Linked DNA regions of Homo sapiens: regions 1, 2 and 4 are each linked to region 3. Evidence: read pairs that join two places in POLR2A ChIA-PET (ENCODE). Cell type or tissue: CD4-positive, alpha-beta T cell. All regions are shown on one strand. Links, peaks and the distances in the headings refer to the core of each region. The heading gives the core; the rest is flanking DNA. Region 1 has its middle 6.3 kb from the start of SH3BP2. Region 2 overlaps LOC124900839. Region 3 overlaps SH3BP2 (SH3 domain binding protein 2). Region 4 overlaps FAM193A (family with sequence similarity 193 member A).

The links. Peaks named below come from ENCODE experiments on the same cell type or tissue, not always from the same donor. Only the 100,000 strongest peaks of a DNase experiment are listed, where the experiment ranks them.
Region 1: POLR2A ChIA-PET joins it to region 3 with 12 read pairs; 17 of 35 experiments call an interaction of 5 or more read pairs at or near these places.
Region 2: POLR2A ChIA-PET joins it to region 3 with 6 read pairs; 2 of 35 experiments call an interaction of 5 or more read pairs at or near these places.
Region 4: POLR2A ChIA-PET joins it to region 3 with 5 read pairs; 6 of 35 experiments call an interaction of 5 or more read pairs at or near these places.

Annotation. Positions count from the first base shown.
Region 1 is chr4:2,784,010-2,789,606 of GRCh38, forward strand. No RefSeq gene overlaps it. Among named protein-coding and RNA genes, the nearest start is that of SH3BP2, 6.3 kb to the right of the region's middle. RefSeq lists enhancers at 1,850-1,899, 2,260-2,469, 2,603-3,237, 3,440-3,749, 3,873-4,507 and 1 more. In CD4-positive, alpha-beta T cell, for the core only: no CTCF peak of the experiment used is centred there; DNase peaks (open chromatin) are centred at 1,762, 2,332 and 3,412; H3K27ac peaks cover 3,003 bases.
Region 2 is chr4:2,016,075-2,021,671 of GRCh38, forward strand. It overlaps LOC124900839, which reads right to left. Exons shown (of 4, transcript XM_047416543.1): 3 at 1,596-1,668. Among named protein-coding and RNA genes, the nearest start is that of NELFA, 9.9 kb to the left of the region's middle. In CD4-positive, alpha-beta T cell, for the core only: no CTCF peak of the experiment used is centred there; no DNase peak of the experiment used is centred there.
Region 3 is chr4:2,835,409-2,841,005 of GRCh38, forward strand. It overlaps SH3BP2 (SH3 domain binding protein 2), which reads left to right. Exons shown (of 13, transcript NM_001122681.2): 13 at 1-5,597. Among named protein-coding and RNA genes, the nearest start is that of ADD1, 5.6 kb to the right of the region's middle. RefSeq lists enhancers at 81-130, 1,796-2,793, 2,746-2,935. In CD4-positive, alpha-beta T cell, for the core only: no CTCF peak of the experiment used is centred there; a DNase peak (open chromatin) is centred at 2,843; H3K4me3 peaks cover 1,369 bases; H3K27ac peaks cover 4,201 bases.
Region 4 is chr4:2,721,496-2,727,092 of GRCh38, forward strand. The region is part of intron 20 of FAM193A (family with sequence similarity 193 member A); the gene reads left to right. Among named protein-coding and RNA genes, the nearest start is that of TNIP2, 32 kb to the right of the region's middle. In CD4-positive, alpha-beta T cell, for the core only: no CTCF peak of the experiment used is centred there; no DNase peak of the experiment used is centred there.

The DNA.
Region 1 (5,597 bases), core at 221-5,220, 51 kb before region 3:
GCTGGTGAGCTAGTGTAATCTTTTGCAGATGTTAAAGAACCTTGTTTCGTCATATTACCAGAATTGTTTTCCTGGTTCTTTCTCATTTGGGTAGACTATGTCAGAGGGAAGATCTGGGACTCAAGGGCTGCTGTTGAGATTCTTTTGTCCCACAGGGGTGCTCCCTGGATGTGGTGCTCTCCCCTTTCCCCCAGGGATAGGGCGTTCTGATAGCCAAACTGTAGTGATTGTTCTTTATCTTCTGGATCTAGCCACCCAGTAGAGCTACCAGACTCTGGACTGGTACTGGGGAGTGTCTTCAAGGAGTCCTGGGATGTGATCTGTCTTCAGGTCTCTCAGCTGCGGATACCAGTACCTGCTCCAGTGGAGGTAGCAGGGGAGTGAAGTGGACTTGGTGAGGGTCCTTGGTTGTATTTTTGTTAGGTGCACTGCTTTTGTGTTGGTTGGCCTCCAGCCGGGAGGTGGTACTTTCAAGAGCCCATCAGCAGTGGTAGGATCAGGTGGTGGATAGGGCCACAGAGCTCCCAAGAAACTATGTCCTTTGTCTTCAGAGTTCCTCAGCTGTCCCATGGAGCCTGCAGCGGCAATCCACCTCCTTCAAAGGAGTCTGTGGATTCTCTCAGCTTTCCTGGTATATTCCTGCAGTAGTTCTTGGAGCAAAAGTTCATGATGTGGGTCTCCACATGCTTCTCTGTCCATCCAAGCGAGAGCTGCAAGTTAGTCCTGCCTCCTATCCGCCATCTCCCCACAATTGTGGTTCTTTTTTTTTTTTTTTTTTTCTCCTGAGACGGAGTCTCTCTCTGTTGCCAGGCTGGAGTGCAGTGGCAAAATCTTGGCTCACTGCAACCTCCACTCCTGGGTTCCAGCGATTCTTCTGCCTCAGCCTCCCGAGTAGCTGGGATTACAGACATGTGCCACCATGCCAGGCTACTTTTGTATTTTTAGTAGACATGGCATTTCACCATGTTGGCCAGGCTGGTCTTGAACTCCTGACCTCTGGTGATCCACCCGCCTCGGCCTCCCAAAGTGCTGGGATTACAGGCGTAAGCCACCACGCCCGTCCAACTGTAGTTCTAAATCACCATCATGTTCCAAAGAAAGACTGACCAACGGGACTTGAATGCTGTAGAACAGTCTTCATTGCCTGAACTTTGAATTGTTCGGTTTTGATCCGTTTGGTTCACCGAGCCTCCTGTTAAGGAGTGTGCTTCAGTTTCTTGTATCATCCTCCCAAAAGCCGTCAGAACAGTCTCTCTGATACGCTGTCCCCTCAAGTGTCTTAAATGCTTGTATGCAGCCATCCTTAGTACATCAAATGGTCTCATCACAGTTAGAGGAACAAAACATGAAGAAAACATCATCATCCAACTAACTTGACACGGTGAATATGAATTTCACACTGAGACCAAACAAATCCATTATGATGGTGACAGAAAGTGACGCCAGTGCCCAAGGTTTCAGTCAATCTCTCAAAATTGAGAGGCTGCCTAAAAGAGGCAAAGGTTAAATTAACTTAAATTTGGCCTAAAGCTGCCTCAGCATATGGCAAACCCTAACCTGCCTTAATCTGTAAATAAACTGCAGCCTGGGAGTATACTCAAGCTGCAGTTTGTTTACAGATTAAGTCAGGTTAGGGTTTGCTATAGTCACAGGACTCTTTGGAAGAAGTCACTGAGTCTCGGCCCATCAGAGCAGCTGAGCTTTCAGCCAGTCACAGGCTGCAAACTACTCAGGCAGGTTCAAAGAAGGCAAGCACCCAGTTGTAGCCAATCAGACGATTTCTGTGTCACTTCCTTTTTCTGTCCATAAATACTGCCTGCCCAAGTTGCTGGATGGAGCTCTCTGAGCCTCTACTGGTTCGGGGTGCTGCCTGATTTAGGAATCATTTCATTGCTCAAATAAACTCTGCTAAATTGAATTCATCTAAAGTGTTTCTTTTCTATTTTTCTTTTCTTTTTCTTTTTTTTTTTTTTTTTTGAGACAGAATCTCGCTCTTGCCCAGGCTGGAGTGCAGTGGCACCATCTCGGCTCACTGCAACCTCTACCTCCCGGGTTCAAGTGACTCTCCTGCCTCAGCCTCCCAAGTAGCTGGGATTACAGGCATGTGCTACCACACCTGGCTAATTTGTGTGTTTTTAGTGGAGACTGGGTTTCACCATGTTGGCCAGGCTGCTAAGTAGCTTCAGGGACGAGAAGGTGTAAGGATGTGAAAAGCACCTGGTACTGTACCTGGCACAGCAGGTACTCCAGGAGGGCTGAGGGTGTGCACATCCCTGACTGGGCCTCACACCATCACAGGCCAGACCTTGTTCAGCTCTGCGTCAGCACCTACCCCCCCACTCCCCTGCCGCCTCTTCAGTGTGATGGGAAAGTCCCCACCCTTGGGGTCCTGAGTCTTCTGCTGTTCCCGCCAGCTCTGGGCTGGGTGGGGCAGCTCATCTTTCCAGCTTCACCCCCTGTCAGAGGCCGGGAGGAGGGGCAGTGCAGGCTGGGGGCTCAGAGACAGGGCTACTGGGCCAGAGCCATTCTGAGCTACTTGGTGGGCCCCAGTATCACCGCCGATAGAACCCCACCCTCCACAGGCTCACTGAGGGCAGCTGGCCACTCCTGACCCTGGGCTGGGCACATCAGGGGTGCCCCTGAGTGGAGAGGTGGCACTGTAGGGCATCACAGTGTTGGGGGTTCGCACATAAGAGCCCATGTCATCGGGGAGAGGGTGGCACTTTGGGGAGGGGTGTTCTCAGGGCCGTAGCAGGGGCCTTTAGGGCTGCCAGCATGGTTTAGGGGACCCACAAGTGTGGAATTAAGGCCAAGGTCCACTCCCAAGGATGGAGAAGTGGAAGGGGGAGGGAGTGGTCCTCTGGGTCCTCGGCTGGGCAGGCGGCTGAAGGCCTGGTGAGACCCCTTCAGAACCCACTTGAGGCCAGGTGGGACGGGGAGTTCTGGGTCCCAGTGGGGCGAGTCCCTCATTCACTCCTGCCAAGGCAGCCCAGTCCTGCCACGGCCATGGGAGAGGCCTGGGGAGTCGAGGTGGGAGCAGCCCTCAAGTGTCTCCTGGGGTCCCCTCTCCCAGGAGGCCTCCCAGGCTCATCTGTTCTCTTGTTCCTTCCTGCTCTGGTCGTGAGGGGCTTTGCTGTCACGCAGGTCACCTTGCACCCTCATGTCTCAGTGTCCAGCGCTGGCTGGGGAAGGGCTGGCTGCCTCTCCTGACCCTGGGCTGGGGTGATAGGTGGGGACCCCTTGGGGTGACGTGGGAACCTCACCACTGTTGAAGGCCACAGCTTCCCCTTCCCAAGCCCCACATGGGCTTCCCCTTCCAGATCTCAGTGTGTTCCTGAAGGTCACGTGGCTGGCAGGGGGTGGTGGTGGGGGTGGGGGGTGACAGGAGAGGGGGTGTTTTGGAGGGAGGCGGGTGGGGCACGCTGTTGTGTACAAACACCCACCTCCCACGGCACAGGGGCCGGAAGTGGCCCCAGAATAGAATGTGCTGCTTTCAAGTTCCAAATTGGGCTCTGGGGGTGAGAGCAGGCGACTCTGGATGTAAAAATAGAAAAGCCAGTGCGTGCGTGGGTCCTGGGTCCTCCACCCACAGGCCTGGTATTACAAAATAGAGCTTCCTAATGGGACCTGCCTGACACTCTCGTTTTATGTAGAAAATTGACTCAAGCAAACCTCAGAGGACAGAGCCAGCAGCTGACCTGGGCTAGAGGTGTGGCAGCCAGGCAGGCAGGGCAGGCCCTCCTGGGGAGTGCTGGTGGCCTGGGGGCGCTGGCTGGCCCTTGACCTGGCGTGAACTCTGGCTCTATTTCCCTCACTCTGCCCTCTAGCGCTGTGCCCCTGCCAGGAGAGTCCTCCCAGGTTGTGGGAGCCCAGCTCAGTCCTACTGTCCCCAAAGAGCCTTCGCCGACTTCGTCAGCCTTTACCAGCTCTCAGGCTGGCCAGGAAGCCAGGCCTGTCCCAGGCACGAGGGGCAGTGGGCAAGCTGGCTGTGGGCCCCACCCTCCACAGGCTCACTGAGGGCAGCTGGCCAGAAGCCCACAGGCTGGGGCCACCCACTGAGGATGTTTTCTGAGCAGGGCCCCGTGTTGGACCATCCTGGGGACCAGAGCCACTGGAAGAGCCCTGACCTCAAGGCGCCCCAGCCTAGGGGGTGGGATGGGGTGGTGAGGAAGGCTAGTTCTGGGCAGTGTGGTGGGATGTAGGTGCACATCTGGGCATGACTGTGGGGGTCTGGGGAGGTCCCCTGGGGTAATGCTACTGAGCTGGCTTTCCCGGGATGACGCTGGAGGGCAGTGGAGGCAGAGGGGAGGCCAGTGTGCAGGGCACTCTGGCGTGGGGTCTGGCTGAGACCTGAGCGGGCCTCCATGCTTCCACCCCTCAACCAGCACACACGTCCTACCATCCCACCCAACCTCCACTGCTCCCCCTCCAGCCCCAGGCTGCTCCTTTCCCCTTCATTCGGTAAAGGAGAAAATATTCCCCATCCCACCCAGGGCAAGGCGTGAGGCAGCCAGGCCTGGCCTGGGATGCAGAGATGGCCCAGAGCCTGGGAGGGGCCACTCCTGTCCAGCCTGCCCTCCCTGCCAGAGTGCCTGCCACCAGCCCAGCCTCCTGGGAGAGATGCCAGCCCCCAGCCCTGTCCTCAGAGCCAGACTGATGCCTGCGTGTGAGGCCCAGCCTGCCTCCTCAAACTCCTCTTCCCATGAGCCACAATCCTCCCCCACACCCCCTCTGCCCCTCCCTCCAGTGCTGGGCTGTGTGGCCAGGGGACTGGACTGTGTGGCAGGATGACTCCACACAGCCTCCCCCAGGGAGTGGGGATTGGGGGAGGTAGGGTGGGAACCTGTCCCCTCCTATCCCCAGGGAAGCAGGTGGGAAGCCTGTGGCCTTGGCCCTACTCAGGAATTGCCTCTCCTAGCGAGGCGGCCTGGTGAGGTGGTACACTGTATCACTGTGGGGCCACTCCTGGGGACAGGGACAGGTGGGAGGGCAGGGTCCATGCTTCCAAGGTCCTCTGGACACGGGACCCAGGTGGCAGCTCCAAAACCTGGCTAGGATGGGCACAGTGGCTCATGCCAGTAATCCCAGCACTTTGGGAGCTGAGGTGGGTGGATCGTTTGAGCCCAGTAGTTCGAGACCAGTCTGGGCAACATGGTGAGACGCTATTTCTACAAAAAAATAAAAAATATAAATAAATAAAAATTAGTTGGGTGTGGTGGCACATGCCTATAGTCCCAGCTGAGGTGGGAGGCTCACCTGAGCCCAGGAGGTTGAGGCTGCAGTGCCACTGCACTCCAGCCTGGGCAACAGAGTGAGACCCTATCTCAAAACAAAAGAACAAAAACAAAACCTACCTAGCCCCTTCCTTGGGGCTGCCCCTTGAGGCCTTTGTCTGTTCATTCACCAATCATGCACTGGGAGTCTATTTTGTAACTCAGGTGCCCTGGAAGCAGAGCCCAGACCAAGGGAAGCGAGGGGTCCAGGCACACCCGCCAAGGGTGATCTAGGGGCAGGAATGGCAAGTGCAAAGGCCCTGAGGTGGGAATGTGTCTGCGGTGCTGGAGGAGACAGGAGGCCAGTGTGGCCAATGCTAAGCG
Region 2 (5,597 bases), core at 222-5,221, 820 kb before region 3:
AGCCTCCCAAAGTGCTGGGATTACAGGTGTGAGCCACCGTGCCCAGCCTAGCCTTTTAAATAAGTTGGCAAGACTTTTCATCTATTCTCAGCAGCTGTGTAAAGGCAGGAGTGACCTCTCCCCTGTTGACTTTGTGTCTGCCTCTGGGCTTTCTGTAGAGTAGGTTTAGAGGCCTTTCAAATCTCAGTGCGGCCCTGCCTGCAAGCTGCTAGAGGCTACCTTTGCCTGCATGATCTATCAGAGACTTCTCTGGCTCTTTCCGTTTTAGGACTCCCTCCTGACTTCCTGGAAATTGTGTGGGTCCAGGCTCTGTTTTCTGGTTTGTAAATCCAGAAAGACAGTCAGTTTTCTGTTAGGGTTATCTGCTTGCACCATGCCGGGGCTCCCTAGCTGTCCTCAGGCTTAAGCTTTGAAAATGGCCTTAAAACTCACCAGGATCAGTCAGCTGTGGTGGCTCATGCCTGTGATCCCAACACTTTGGAAGGCCGAGGCAGGTGGATCACCTGAGGTCAGGAGTTCAAAACCAGCCTGGCCAACATGGCAAAACCCCATCTCTACTAAAAATACAAAAATTAGCCGGGCACAGTGGTGGGCACCTGTAATCCCAGCTACTCAGGAGGCTGAGGCAGGAGCATTGCTTGAATCCGGGAGGCAGAGGTCGCAGTGAGCTGAGATCACACCATTGCACTCCAGCCTGGGCAACAGAGCAAGACTTTGTCTCAAACAAACAAACAAATTCACCAGGCTGGTCCTTTCCTCCAAGTTTTTACTTCCCTCCAAAATCCGCTTGCTTTGGTTTATGCTCCAAAGCCTTTAATCAGTGGGAGGGTTGGCCTGTTAGCTATCCCGCCATACTTTTCACTGTTACATGAGTCCATTAAGTGATATGTTTGCTTATTTTTATTCTTATTTTTTTGAGACGGATTCTCACTCTGTCGCCCAGGCTGGAGTGCAGTAGTGTGATCTTGGCTCACTGCAAGCTCCGCCTCCCGGGTTCTGGCCGTTCTCCTGCCTCAGCCTCCTGAGTATCTGGGACTACAAGTCGCCCGCCACCACGCCCGGCTAATTTTTTGTATTTTTATTAGAGATGGGGTTTCACCGTGTTAGCCAGCATGGTCTCGATCTCCTCACCTCGTGATCCGCCCGCCTCAGCCTCCCAAAGTGCTGGGATTACAGGTGTGAGCCACCATGCCCGGCCATGTTTGCTTATTTTTTAAGGTGCCCTAGATCAAATTAAAGAAGTTCCCTTCTATTCCTAATTTGCTACAGGTTTTTAAAAATCATGACCAACATTTAATTTTATCAAATGTTCTTATAAAATGTTTTGTTGTGCATACTGAGATGATTGTATGATTTTTTCACCTTTATTTTGTAAATGTGATGAATTACATTGATTGCCTTTCAAATTACATAAACCTTACTTTCCTAGAATAAGCCCAACTTGGACTATGTTATTCTTTTTTACACGTTGCTAGATTTCGCTTGTTAGTATTTTATCTAGACTACTAATGCTTTGTTCATGAGGAGAGCCTTTACAGTGTTGGGTTAAGTTTATGCAGCCTCTTGCAGTGAGTGGATCCCTCTTCTCACCTTACCTGGGAGAAGCCCTCTAGGTCATCACCACACCAGCAGCCAGTCCTAATCGGCTGCTACGACGGCTCCTGGAAGCTGGAGAAAAAAATGATGACAGAGAAAATGAGGTGGAAGGCTGGGCACAGTGGCTCATGCCTGTAATCCCAGCACTTTGGGAGGCCGAGGCAGGTGGATCATGAGGTCAAGAGATCAAGACCATCCTGGCCAACATGGTGAAACCCTGTCTCTACTAAAAATACAAAAATTAACTGGGCGTGGTGGCTCATGCCTGTAATCCCAGCTACACAGGAGGCTGAGGCAGGAGAATCGCTTGAACCTGGGAGGTGGAGGTTGCCGTGAGCTGAGATCGTGCCATTGCACTCCAGCCTGGGCACCAAGCGTGAGACTCCGTCTCAAAAAAAAAAAAAAAAAAAGAAAGAAAGAAAATGAAAAAAAAAAAGAGATGGAAAAGACAGAGGGGCCTTGGCAGAATATTGAGGACGGGATGAGAATTGAGACCACCTGTGTCCACTTAACTCTTGGGATCAAGAGCTGAGATCACCTGTGTCAACCTGATTTAATGATTATTTCCAGAAAATTCTTTCCAGGAAGATAAAACTAAATCAGTCAATCACTGTTTGCTTCAGGAAAATCTTGCAGAACAATGTATCCTGGCACATAGTTTACCAATCTGGGAACCAGCTCACTCATCAGAACCTTCATCTGGCTGTGTTTCTCTGTCCTGCACTGTTGGGCCATAAGCTCTGTCCTATCCCAATGAGTCCTTGCACTGAAAGACAGACCATCAACCATCTGAGCCCAGATTCTAAAATCCTATGAGGCCAGGCGCACTTTGGGAGGCTGAGGTGGGAGGATTGCGTGAGCCCAGGAGTTAGAGACCAGCCTTGGCAACACAGCAAGACTCTGTCTCTACAAAACACTAAAAAATTAGCCGGGTGTGGTGGAGCACACCTGTAGTCCCAGCTACTTGGGAGGTTGATGGGGGAGGATTGCTTGAGCCCAGGAGGTTGAGGCTGCAGTGAGCTGTGGTTGCACCACTGCAATCTAGCCCGGGCAACAGAGCAAGACCCTGTCTCTAAAAATAAACAAGTTTTCTGGGAGTCACTGTTGAGTTGTTGGCAGTGAATGGTCCTAAATGTTCCCATGGGATTCGGCTGAGACGGCCTCCCCAGGATGGCCTGAGACCTGCGACTGGAACCAGCACTCTCCCCGTGACCCTCTGGTTTTCTTTTGTGAAAGCTCCTTGTGTTCCAGGATTGAGAAAGCCTTCTTACGTGTGCTTTGATTATCTGATGAGATGAAGATTTTGATCCTTGTGGAAACTACTTTGCTCCTAACAACAATTCTGTGTGTCCGTCTGTCCTTGTCACCTTCTGTTGTGAAGAGCTCCTTGGGAAGAGGATGAACTAACACAGGTCTGAATGTCCCTGTCTCAAGGGCACCAAGGGCCAGTGAGTTCAGATCTCGTGAATCCACTGTTCTTATCTAACAAACTAAGTCCTCATCTGCACCTTCAGTTTTGCCTTGTCTTCAGACAGATTCTCTGCTCACGCCTGTCCTCCTAGGGAGACCCTCAGGTCAGCACTGCCTTCAGTGGAGGGTTTGCAACCCCAGGTTGCGAGCTCTTGCCAGGGTGTGTGGTGGCTGGGGTCCTGCCCTCAGGAGGGGTTTCTGCTCCCGGGTGGGCGTGCTCCCGCTGTGACCTCAGTGCTCCCCTTCCCGAATGGTGCCCTTCCCTCAAAGACCACTTCGGGGCCGGGCGCGGTGGCTCACGCCTGTAATCCCAGCACTTTGGGAGGCCGAGGTGGGGCGGGTCATGAGGCCAGGAGATTGAGACCATCCTGGCTAACACGGTGAAACCCCGTCTCTACTAAAAATACAAAAAATTAGCTGGGCGTGGTGGCGGGCGCCTGTAGTCCCAGCTACTCCGGAGGCTGAGGCAGGAGAATGGCGTGAACCTGGGAGGCAGAGCTTGCAGTGAGCCGAGATGGCGCCACCGCACTCCAGCCTGGGTGACAGAGGGAGACTCCATCTCAAAAAAAAAAAAAAAAGAAAAGAAAAGAAAAATTAATTCCTAAAGGATTCCTTTATCAAATAAAAATGGGAAAACGTAAAACTCTTTCAGATCCCTCCAATTGCAATGTGAACTTTATGACCTTTATTGCACTCTTGCTGCAAGCTCCTCCACTGCCCCATCCCTCTTTTATTTATTTTTTTAGAGGCAGGGTCTTCTTATGTTGCCCAGGCTGTTCTTGAACTCCTGAGCTCAGGTGGTCTTCCCCGCTCAGCCTTTCCAGTAGCTGGAGCCCAGGCCCACACCAGCATTCCTGGCTATCTTTCAAAAATTAATTTTCATTTTAATTTTTGTACAGATGGGGTCTTTTTGTGTTGCTCAGGCTGGGATGCCCATTGTTTGAATTCATGTCCTTTCTCTTCTGTTTGGCCAGAAACCCCTAAGGCTCGACTGCCTCTTAAAGGTAAATCATCTCAGAAACAGGCAAGCCCCTTCTCTCTCTCCTTCCTTCTTTCCTTCCTTCCTTCCTTCCTCCTTCCCTCTCTCCCTCCCTCCCTACCTCCCTCCCTTCCTTCCTTCCTACCCTCTTCTTTTTCTTTTTCTTTCTCCTTCCTTTCTTCTTTCTTTTTCTTTCTTTCTTTTCTTTCTTCTTTCCTTCCTTCCTCCCTCCCTCTCCCTTTCTTCCTTTCTTCCCTCTTTCTCTTTATATCTTTCTTTCTCCTTCCTTCCTTTCTCTCTCTCTCTCTCTCTCTTTCTTTCTTTTGTTTTGTTTTTAGAGTCTTGTTCTGTTGCCCAGGATGGAGTGCAGTGGTGCCATCTCGGCTCACTGCCTACTCCGCCTCCCGGATTCACGGCATTCTCCTGCCTCAGCCTCCTGAGTAGCTGGGACTACAGGCGCCCGCCACCATGCCCGGCTAATTTTTTGTATTTTTAGTAGAGACGGGGTTTCAGCGTGTTAGCCAGGATGGTCTTGATCTCCTGACCTCATGATCCGCCCGCCTTGGCCTCCTAAAGTATTGGGATTACTGGCGTGAGCCACCGCACCCGGTCTCTTTCTTTCTTTCTTTCCCTCTTTCTTTTCTTTTCTTTTCTTTCTTTCTTTCCTTTCTTTCTTTCTTTCTTTCTTTCTTTCTTTCTTTCTTTCTTTCTTTCTTTCTTTCTTTCTTTCTTTCTTCTTTCTTTTTTCTTTTTCTTTCCATAATTTCTCTTTCTCCTTCCTTCCTTCCTTCCTTTATTTATTTTTCTTGAGATGGAGTCTCACTCTGTCACCCAGGCTGGAGTGCAGTGGCATGATCTCAGCTCATTACATCCTCCGCCTCCCAGGTTCAAGCGATTCTCTGTCTCAGCCTCCCTAGTAGCTGGGATTACAGGCGAGTGTGACCATGCCTGGCTAATTTTTGTATTTTTAGTAGAGATGGGGTTTCACCATGTTGGACAAGCTGGTCTCGAACTCCTGGGCTCGAGTAATCCACCTGCCTCGGTCTCCCAAAGTTCTGGGTTTACAGGCTTGAGCCACCATGACTGTCCTGGCTTATTTTTTAAATAACAGCTTTATTGAAGAATAATTTATATATTAAAAATTTACCCTTTTGGAAGTCCAAGCCATAGCAATCAGGCAAGAGAAAGAAATAAAAAGCATGCATATAGGAAAAAAAGTCAAACTATCTCTGTGGGGTAAAGAAAGAGAGATCGGATTGTTACTGTGTCTTTGTAGAAAAGGAAGATATAAGGAACTCCATTTTGATCTGTACTAAGAAAAATTGTTTCTGCTTTGAGATGCTGTTAACCTGTAACTTTAGTCCCAACCCTGTGCTCACAGAAACATGTGCTGTATTGAATCAAAGTTCAATGGATTTAGGGCTGTGCGGGCTGTGCCTTGTTAACAATATGTTTGCACGGCATATGCTTAGTAAAAGTCATCGCCATCCTCCATTCTCGATTAACCAGGGACACAATGCACTGCGGAAAGCCGCAGGAACCTCTGCCCAAG
Region 3 (5,597 bases), core at 311-5,310:
GGGGTTTCCTCTTCAGCCTGCCTGGGGTGAGAGGTCAGTGCACCACAGCCGAGGCTGGAGCACAGGGAGCTTCTGTTGTTCTGATCTATCTCTGGAAAACCAGCCATTCCTCCTCCCTGCAGTCAGAATTCTTTGCCCTGTCTGACCTGAACTTGCTTAGGGAGTCATGCCACTCCCCACTGTGGCCATAGTTTCTCTTCCTGTAAAATTTTATTATTTTAGTTTTTTGTTTTTGAGATGTAGTCTCACCCTGTCGCCCAGGCTGGAGTGCAATGCCGTGATCTCCGCTCACTGCCACCTCCGCCTCTCTAGTTCAAGCGATTTTCCTGCCTCAGCCTCCCGAGTAGCTGGGATTCCAGGCGCCCGCCACCACGCCTGGCTAATTTTTTGTATTTTTAGTAGAGACGGGATTTTATCATGTTGGCCAGGCTGGTCTCGAACTCCTGACCTCAGGTGATCTGCCCACCTTGGCCTCCCAAAGTGCTGGGATTACAGGCATGAGCCACTGTGCCTGGCCCCTTCCTGTAAAATTTTTAAATGGAGAATTGGGTGCGAGATGTGGTTTCCAGCCTGGTGCCTGGGGTGCTGAGCTAGTGAGTGGTGCAGTCCAGGACACCTTTGCTTTATGTCACTTACACGGTCACCTGGAGCCGGCTCAAGTGGCTAAAGCATCCTGGGGCCCAGAGCCAGGTGATAGGTCCCTCTGGCCAACTGGACAGTTGAGGCCTGTGGTTACCCGAAGCCCAGCTGGGGCCCTGGTCCAGCCTCGCCTCCCAGACTCTGCACCTGCTAGCACAGCTGTCCACGTCTGTGTGAGCTGCTCTAGGCCGAGGGCCTCAGTTTCAAGAGTGTGTTGGGGTGGGATGGGGCAGGCCGTGGTCCTCCAGCATGAAGAAGGAGCCATGAGGAGTTCCCATGACCTCCCGAGACTTGCCATAAGTGTTCTAGTCCACATATAAGGGTAGGGTTGGGATTACCATTTACTGACCACATCTGTGAGGTGCCGAGCTGGGTGCTTGACATCATTTGCTTGGAGAAGCAGCTGCTAGTAGACCCATTTTACAGGTGAGAGAACCAAGTCTCACAGAGGCCTGGGTTCAAGTCCCACCTCTGCCACTAACTGGCATGTGACCCTATCTATCCTTCACTGCTCTGAGCCTAGACCCTGGCCCCTGCCTGGCTCCCTGCCAGGCTCCCTGCCACCCCTCACGACCTCTGATGGTCGTTGTGGGGGTCTCTTGCCTGGCTCCCAGGGCTAGGGTTAGGGCTCTGGAGGTGCTTTCACTCAACCAAGGGGGCCACAGCACTGGGGAGTGAAACTGCCCCGCCTCACCCTGCGTTGCCCTCTGGGTCTGTGAGGGTGGGCTGGCAGGAGGCCTAGGCCTTGCCCTAGGGGCAGTCCTGCTTCCTCATTTTATAGATAGGGAAACTGAGGCTTTGGGAGGACTCACTGACATACCTACCTTCAAGATGAGTTCAGGTGGGCTCAGTTCTGGGGCTTGGGAAAAGGGCCCCAGTGGCTTTGGGAAGCACCCCCAGCCCAGGGTGAAACATGCTTCTTCTCTTCCTGTGGTTCCATCCGAAGGATTGTGGTGAGCCCCGTGCCTTCAGTTAATAAAGATTTGTATTGTGAAAAGATTTTTTCTTTTTTTTTTGGGACACAGTCTCACTCTGTCGCCCAGGCTAGAGTGGATTGGCGTGATCTCGGCTCAATGCAAATCTCCAGGGTTCAATCGATTCTCCTGCCTCACCCTCCCATGTAGCTGGGATTACAGCTGCCTGCCAAATTTTTGTATTTTTAGTGGAACCGGGGTTTCACCATGTTGGCCAGGCTGGTCTTGAACTCCTGACCTCAACTGATCCGCCCACCTTGGCCTCCCAAGTGCTGGGATTACAGGCGCGAGCCACGGCGCCCAGCCTTGAAAAGATGTTTTTAGAACCAGAAGAAACCTCGGTTCCCACTGATCCTTCTGGGCCACGTTGTGCGGAGCTCCCCTGCTGGTTGGGGCTCAGCGCAGCCCCAGGGAGGTGCTTCCTGCACCTCAGGATGGGCGAGGGTGGGCATTGGGGGAGAGGGGGACCTGGGACCTGCGGCTTAGTTCCCTGAGGCAGGCAGGGCTTATTGGGGCCATTTCATAGAAAGGCAGATTGAAGCTCAGCAGGGAAGAGGCTTTTGAGGGTGATCCAGGCGCTGGAGGGATGGCCTAGGACACCAGGGTCACACCAGGAACATGGGAGGGCCGTGCTTGTCTCTAGACGAGGGGAATGGGGGAAGGGCCACAACCTCTGTTTCTGTGACCCAGCAGCATCAAGCCCCTCGCTGGGCACCTCGCACACACCCCCTGCCTTATCTCTGCCTGCACGCCCTGTTCCCTCCACCTAGACTGCCTGCTGAGGGGGCAGTGCCAGGAGGTTGCCTGTCCTTGGGGAAGAGGGGCAGTGACCCTGTGAAGATGCTTGACAGACAACCCCCACCACCTCAGAAGTGTGTGTGAGTGGTGAACCCTTTTAAGCCATCTTCCAGCCATTCTCACTGGAGGGAGATTTGATGGGTACAGAGCAGACCCCTACCTGTCTACCCTCCTTCGGACCCCTAGGAAGCTTCGCAGGCCTTCCAGGCTGCCAGACAGCTGCCCTGGCGTTGCCGTCTGCTTCTTCCCTGGCCCCACTCTGAGGGGCTCAGAGCTGAGGCAGAATCCCTTTTTCATTCATTTCCTGCAGAATAAAACAACATACAGAAAAGTGAATAAAACATAAATGCACAACCTAACACACTGTTAGGAAGTGAACGATCTGCAACCACCATCAGGAAATAGTTTTGCCAGCACCCAAGTGCCCTCCCCTCACAGTGTCACTTCCGGCCTCTCTGCCCTGGCTTATGTGAGTCTTGTGTTCTTGTTTTTCTAAAAAGTCTTCAGCACCCAATTATGCAGGCATTGCAGTATTTTCCTGTTTCTGTGCTTTATCCCCTTGAATCATACAGATGCAAATTCTGGCAGCTGGCTTCTTTGGCTCGTTATTATGTCTGTGAGATTTATTCATGTTGCTGTGCGTAGTATAGTTTGTGCATGTTCATTGCTAAAAACTTCCATTGTTTGGCTGTATCGTAGTTCACAGATTCATTTCACTGTCAGTCAAGCTTGTCCAATGCATGCAGCCCAGGATGCCTTTGAATGTGGCCCAACACAAATTTGTAAACTTTCTTAAAACATTATAAAGATTTTTGTTTGCGATTTTTTTTTTTAGCTCATCAGCTATAGTTAGTGGTAGTGTATTTTATGCGTGACCCGAGACAGTTCTTCCGGTATGGTCCATGGAAGCCAAAAGATTGGACATGCCTGCTGTAGATGGACAGTTGGTTTGTTTCTAGTTTGGGGTAACTACACACAATGCTGCTAGCAACAGTTTTGTCCATGTCTCTGATGCACGTGTGTTTTTTGCAAATGGTGCACAAATTTTTCTAGGGTTTGTACTCAGGAGTCTGACTCCTGGGTTCTAGGGTATGAAGATCTTTCTAAATATTGTTCTAGTTTACGTGCCCACCAGCAGTAAAACAGAATTCCCTTGCCTTCCCATCCTTGGCAGACATTTCACTTTTGCCAGTCTGGTGGGGTGTATAGTTATGGCCTTAATTTGCATTTAGCTAATTACCAAGGAGATTGAGCATATTTTTATGTTTTTATTAACCATTTTGATTTTGTCTCCTGTGAAGTGTCTATCATCTTTTGCCCATTTTTTAACTTGTTGTCTTTTTCTTTTTCTTTTCTTTTTTTTTTTTTCTGAGACAGGGTCTCACTCTGTTGCCCTGGCTGGAGTGCAGTGGTGCAATCTCAGCTCACTGCAGCCTTGAGTCAGGCTCAGGTGATTCTCTCACCTCAGCCTCCCAAGTAGCTGGGACCACAGGCCCACACCACCAAGCCCAGCTAATTTTTTGTATTTTTAAGTAGAGACGGGTTTCATCATGTTATGCAGGCTGCTCTCAAACTCTTGAGCTCAAGCGATCTGCTGGCCTCAGCCTCCCAAAGTTGGGATTATAGGCGTGAGCTACCAGATTTTTTCTTATTAATCTAATAATTCTTTGTATAGTCTTGATATTATCCATAATGTGTATTGCAAATATCTTCTCTAACTCTGGCTTGACTGTTTATGGTGTCCTTTTTTTTTGGGGGGGGTTTTTTGAGACAAGGTCTTGCTCTGTCACCCAGGCTGGAGTGTTATGGCACAATCTTGGCTTATTGCAGCCTCAATTCCTAGGCTTAAACAGTCCTCCCACCTCAGCCTCCTGAGTAGCCGGAACTACAGTCACGCACTTCCATGTCCAGATAATTTTTTTTTTTTTTTTAGAGATAGGATCTTACTATGCCCCAGCTGGTCTCAAACTCCTAGACTCAATGAGCCTCCCATCTTGACCTCCCAAAGTGCTGGGAGTACAGGCATGAGCCACTGTGCATGCCAGTTCTTATTTTTAATGCAGTTGAATTGATCAGTGTTTTCATTTTGGTTAGTGCTTTTTGTGGCTTAAGAAATTCTTTCCAGGCTGGGTACAGTGGCTCACACCTGTAATGCCAGCACTTTGGGGGCAGAGGCAGGAGGATTACTTGAGCTCAGGAGTTTGAGACCAACCTGGACAACATGGCGAAACACCATCTCTACAAAAAATACAAAAATTAGCTGGACATGGTGGTGCGTGCCTGTAGTCCCAGCTACTCAGGTGGCTGGGGTGAGAGGATTGCTTGAGCCCAGAAGGTCAAGGCTGCAGTGAGCTGTGATTGTGCCACTGCACTTCAGCCTGTGAGACAGAGTGAGACCCTATCTCAAAAAAAACCAAAAAAAAAAAAAAAAAAAAGAAAACCACTGAAATTATTTCCACTCCAAGGTCATGAAGATAGTCTCTTAGATTATATTCTGAAATCCTTATAAATGTAAATTTCATATTTAGGCCTTTAATTCACCTAGATTTGGTTTTTTGCATATGGTGTGAGGTAAGGATTCACTTTCATTTTTTTCTCTCCATAGGGTTACACACCTGTCCTATCATTGTTTGTAATCTAACTTTCTGCGCCCATCTGCAATGCCACCTCTGTCATATGTCCACATATGACATATGTAGATCTGTTGTTGGATTCTTTCCTCTGTTCCATTAGTCTGTCTGTTCTTGTGCCAATATCAAGCTGTCTTCATTATTATCAATTATGTATTGAGATCTGATAAAGTAAGTCTTTTCCACCTTATTTTTCTTCTTTGAGAGTGTCTTGACTATTCTGGCTCTTTGTATTTTCATGTAAGGTTTTTCTCCCATATAAGTTTTAAAATCAGCTTGTCAATTCCAACAACAATGATGCACTTGATAGTTTGGGAATTTATTATAGCTATCAATCAGTTTTGGGAAAATTGACGTCTTTACAATATTGAGTTTTCTGATTCATGAACATGGTTTACCTCTCTTTCCATTTGGGTCTTCTTTAAGGTTTACCAATAGGATTTTATATTTTTGTCCATTGTGGTCTTGCTTATCTTAAGTTTGATTTGTAAATATTTTATGTTTCTTTTAGTCTATTGTAAATTGTGTATTTTTAATTTCATTTTTTTTTTTGTTA
Region 4 (5,597 bases), core at 456-5,455, 110 kb before region 3:
AAAACAAAAGGCAAACCATTAGGATTACACAGCAAGCTTTTGACCACTAAACTACAAAGAGGTCTTCAGCCTGACCAAGGAGCCCCATGGCAAGACCAGAGGAGGTGCTGCTGCTTCATGGGTTTGCAGCTAGCGAGCCCTCCCTCTCTCCTGCTGGAGGAAGGTGTGAAGCGACGGGAGTCCCTAACCACTGCTCCGGGGAGCATAACTGTTAAATTACTTTGGAAAAGAGTTTGGCAGACTCTAGCAAAATTGAAGTTGTGCCTCCCGTGCAACCCCACAAACAGCTGCACACTTGTGTGCACGACTAGAGGTTCTCCTGCATGTCCCGGGGGCGGGGCAAACGTGAGGCAAGCAGCAGCATCTGTCTGTTCACTGCCATGTGTTCATACCGCAGTGAAGACGAACAGACTGTCACCTCATGGAGAACTCTCACAGACATAACATTGAGTGAAATAAGAAGCTGTAAGACCATGTACATACAGTGCAGTTCCCTCGATATGAGGCCACACAGCACAACCATACTAACATTTAGGATGTCATAGAGAAGTCACGAAATTACCAAGAACTATGGTGAACTAATTACTCCAAACCCTAGGGCTGTGACTACCTCTTGGGAGAGGACAGCACGGCGCCACGGTTAGCAGTGTCAGGTTTTGTGACCTGGGGGTGCTGTGACTCAGGATTCTCCCTGCTGGTTATGTGGCTGTCCTGTGTGTCAGACACCGTGTGCATGTCTCACGTAGTCTGCAGTCGACAAAACAGGCCTGATGCAGAGGCCACTGTGTCTCGGGTGCAGGTGGTGTGGGGAGGGACAAAGCCAGGTCACACTGGGCCTGGGACCTTAGAGAGCAGCGTGAGCTCTGTGCCCATGCTGCAAGAACCTGTGGAAGCTGTGCAGTGGTTTGGATTGGATTTCTTCCTTGAATGGCTTGGAGCAGGAATGTGGTTGATGTTCTTGAGCATTCTATTCCAGCTGCTGTGTCCAGAAGGGGCTGGGGGACAGGGTCACACATGCACTAATGGAAACAGGATTAGTGATTGTCAGAGTTAGGAGGGGACAGCAGAGGCAGAAGGTAACATCACAAACTCAGGGCTTGACCAGCTAGGGACAGGGAAAGAGAATTTGGATTCTGGGAGATGACACAGTCAGCCCTTCCAGTTTAGGGGAGTGAGGGGATCAGTCTCATAGAGGCTGCAAGGCAAGAACGCTGTTGGGCATTCACGAATGTTTGTGGTTGAATAAACAAGCCACAGTTTAAGCAACCATAATTAAACCTAATGGATGGGTGACAGTAATAACCATTTTCAGGTTTCATTCAAGTTTAGAGACAAATAAGTAAGTAAGTAAGAGACAGGGTTTTGCCACATTGCCCAGGCTGGTCTGGAACTCTGGAGCTCAGAGGATTCTCAAACCTTCCAGAGTGCTGGGATTGCAGGAATGAGCCACCACACCTGGTCCAGTGTTTCAATTTTGCTTACAAAAGTATACTTTAGGCCGGGCGCAGTGGCTCGCACCTGTAATCCCAGCACTTTGGGAGGCCAAGGCAGGAGGATCACGAGGTCAGGAGATCGAGACCATCCTGGCTAACACGGTGAAACCCCACCTCTACTAAAAATACAAAAAAATTAGCCGGGTGTGGTGGCAGGTGCCTGTAGTCCCAGCTAGTCAGGAGGCTGAGGCAGGAGAATGGCGTGAATCCAGGAGGCGGAAGTTGCAGTGAGCCAACATCACGCCACTGCACTCCAGCCTGGGCAACAGAGCGAGACTCTGTCTCAAACCAAAAAACAGTATCCTTTAGGCCAGGCACGGTGGCTCATGCCTGTAATCCCACTTTGGGAGGCCAAGGCGGGTGGATCATGAGGTCAGGAGTTCAAGACCATTCTGGCCAAAGATGTTGAAACCCCCTCTCTACTGAAAATACAAAAATTAGCAAGATGTGGTGGTGGGTGCCTGTAATCCCAGCTGCTCGGGAGGCTGAGGCAGAGATTTGCTTGAACCCAGGAGGCGGAGGTTGCAGTGAGTTGAGATCGTGCCACTGCACTCCAGCCTGGGCAACAGAGCAAGACTCCGTCTCAAAAAAAAAAAAAGTTTGAAGTAAAAAAGACTAATTTAGAATTTAAAATTTGATTTTAGGAAGTATGTCAGATATCAAAGGTTTAAAACACTTGATATCAAAATAAGATCATCACAAAAGAAGTTATTCATTTAACCAAACTAATAATTCAAAGGTTTCAAAAAGCAAAAACCTTTATGTTTTGATAGGAGACTCTGGTTTTGGAGGGTTGGGGTTTCTGGGTTTTTTGTTTGTTTGTTTTGTTTTGTTTTTTTGAGACAGGGTCTCACTCCATTGTCCAGGCAGTGGTGCAATCACGGCTCACTGCAGCCTTGACCACCAGGCCCAGGTGATCTTTCCACCTCAGCCTCCTGGGTAGCTGGGACCACAGGCGTGCTCCACCACCCGCTGCCTGAGACTCAGTTTTCTCAACAGTCAGAAGACATAATGAAAATGGCATGAGGCCAACAGAATGTCTTTTTTTTTTTTTTCAGCTTACTCAAAAGATAATTGACAAAGTATTTTATTATCTCTTATTAATACTACATGAAATCTTATTGAAAAGAGAAAACCAGTTGCATCAGTGTATTACTATTAATTGTAGTAAAATCTTTTAAACAGATCCATCTAATTTCAATCAGCTTTGACCACACAGGATTTCCATAAATCTTTTATAACCTCTTAGAATTTTCCCATTCACTTCCTTTTCCCAACTTTCTATATTCATTTATTTTCTTTTCCATCTGTTTTTCAACTTAAGACCACTTTTAAATAACCTCTAAACTAGTCAAAATCACTTTTTCCTTTGACAAAACCACATCCTCATGTTTTTCTTATAACCTTCCTTACCAAAACACATCTTACTTTTTCTTATGTATTTTATATGTAGAACTGTTTTCCTGCTTATCTCTACTTTGAGTTACCATGTTAGTCAGAATTTTAGCTTTTAGTAACCTTAAATTATAGTGAAAACTTAAGAAATAAGCAATTATTAATATTTTGTTTATCTGAAATAAGCCAGGCACAGCGTTCACACCTTGTAATCCCAGCTCTTTGGGAGGCTGAGGTGGAGGATCACTTGAGCCCAGGAGTTTGAGGTGTGAGCTGCGATTGTGCCGCTGCACTCCAGCTTGGGAGATAGAGTGAGACCCTGTCTCAAAAACCAAACAGAGGATAAAGAATTTAAGCTTTCCAGTCAATGAAGCTTTACATTATTGGCAGAAATCATGTCAACAAACAGAAAAGCGGGCTGAGAAAGTGCATATCGTTATCAAGGGTTACGGAAGAGAGGAATTCAGTCAACTGAGAAGGTTTTTTTATTATGAATTTTTTAACTTTTTGAGATGGAGTTTTGCTCTTGTCACCCAGACTGGAGTGCAATTGGTGCAATCTCGGCTCACTGCAACCTCCGCCTTCCAGATTCAAGTGATTCTCCTGCCTCAGCTTCCTGAGTAGCCTCTATTACAGGCACCCACCACCATGCCCAGCTAATTTTTTTGTGTTTTTAGTAGAGACAGAGTTTCACCATGTTGGCCAGGCTGGCCTCTAACTCCTGAGCTCAGGTAATCCACCTACCTCCGCCTCCCAAAGTGCTGGGATTACAGGCGTGAGCCACCACACCTGGCCCTGTCTCTATTTTTTAATTAAATTAAAAACTATATATATATGTATGTATATACACACACATATATATGGTGCTTGCCTGGGCAACACAGCAAGACGTCATCTCTACAAAAAGTAAAATCAGCTGGGCATGGTGGCACACTACTGTAGTAGTTCCAGCTACCTGGGAAGCTCAGGTTGGGGAGGGTCGCTTGAGCCCAGGAGGTCGAGGTTGCAGTGAGCTGTGATCGTACCACTGCACTCCAGCCTGGGCAACAGAGTAAGACCCTGTCTCCAAAAAAAAAAAAAAAAAAAAAAAAAAGTAATCACACCAGAGAGGCAGTGAAATGTGAGAGCGGGTACATCCTACCCCTTCCCCCACCTCAAGCTGAGTAATCCACCTGCTGTATTGTATAGACTCTAGATAGAGTGTGGCCAAAGTAGCTGTAAATTAACCTCTTAATGTTGTCATAGGGATAACTCATATCCTGTAGTTCAACAGTTTATAGCCAATCACTATCAATATAATTTCTGTAAAGCAATGAGAATTCTTGACAACTTTTTTTTTTTTTTTAAGGCAATAGTCTTGCTCTGTCACCCAGGCCGGAGTGCAGTGGTATGATCTTGGCTCACTGGACCCTTGACCTCCCAGGCTCACTTGATCCTCCCACCTCAGCCTCCTGACTAGCTGGGACTACAGGCGTGGGCCACCAATCTCAGCTAATTTTTATTTTTATTTTTATTTTATTATTATTATTTTTTGAGATGGAGTCTCGCTCTGGCGCCCAGGCTGGAGTGCAGTGGCGCGATTTCGGCTCACTGCAAGCTCCGCCTCCCAAGTTCACGCCATTCTCCTGCCTCAGGCTCCTGAGTAGCTGCGACTACAGGCGCCCGCCACCACGCCTGGCAATTTTTTTTGTATTTTTAGTAGAGACGGGGTTTCACCGTGTTAGCCAGGATGGTCTCGATCTCCCGACCTCGTGATCCGCCCATCTCAGCCTCCCAAAGTACTGGGATTACAGGCGTGAGCCACCACGCCCAGCCTCAGCTAATTTTTAAAATGTTTAGTAGAGACAGTTCTCATTATGTTGTCCAGGGTGGTCTCAAACTCCTGGATTCAAGTGATCTATCTGCCTCGGCCTTCCAAACGTTGGGATTAGAGGCGTGAGCCACCAAGCCTGGCCCTGATAAACAACTTTTGTAATCACCTCCTCTCCTAATTTGTTCTTTTTTTCTTAAAAACTTGAGTTGTTCTTTCTAACCCCCTTCCCTTTCTAAAGAGGCAAGAGATTTGGGTTTCAGGGAAAAAAAAGGGAAACTGCCTTCTCTGGCCTTGCTTCACAGCATGGGATCCGGGTCCCGGTACTGGCAGTTTGGCTCCGTTCCTCCTGTGGCTTCTTTTTTTTTGGCCTAAATTACACAGCATGCTTTTAAAATTGCTGCTTCCTACTGTTTGTAATTCAGACCTTTTTTCCTCCTTAAATTTGTGACCAAGGCCAGGTACAGTGGCTCATGCCTGTAATCCCAATACTTTGGGAAGCCGAGGCGGGTGGATCACTTGAGGGTCAGGGGTTTGAGACCATCCTGGCCGACATGGTGAAACCCCACCTTTACTAAAAATACCAAAAAAAAAAAAAAAAAAAAAAAAAGCCGGGTGTGGTGGTGCACATCTGTAGTCCCAGCTACTCTGGAGTCTGAGGCAGGAGAATCTCTTGAACCCAGGAAGAGGAGGTTGTAGTGAGCCCAGATCGTGCCATTACACTCCAGCCTGGGCAACAAGAGCAAAACTCCGTCCCAAAAAAAAAAAAAAAAAAAATTGTGACCAGCCGGGCGCAGTGGCTCCTGCCTGTAATCCCACTACTTTGGGAGGCCAAAGCGGGCGGATCACGAGGTCAAGAGATAGAGACCATTCTGGCCAACATGGTGAAACCCCGTTTC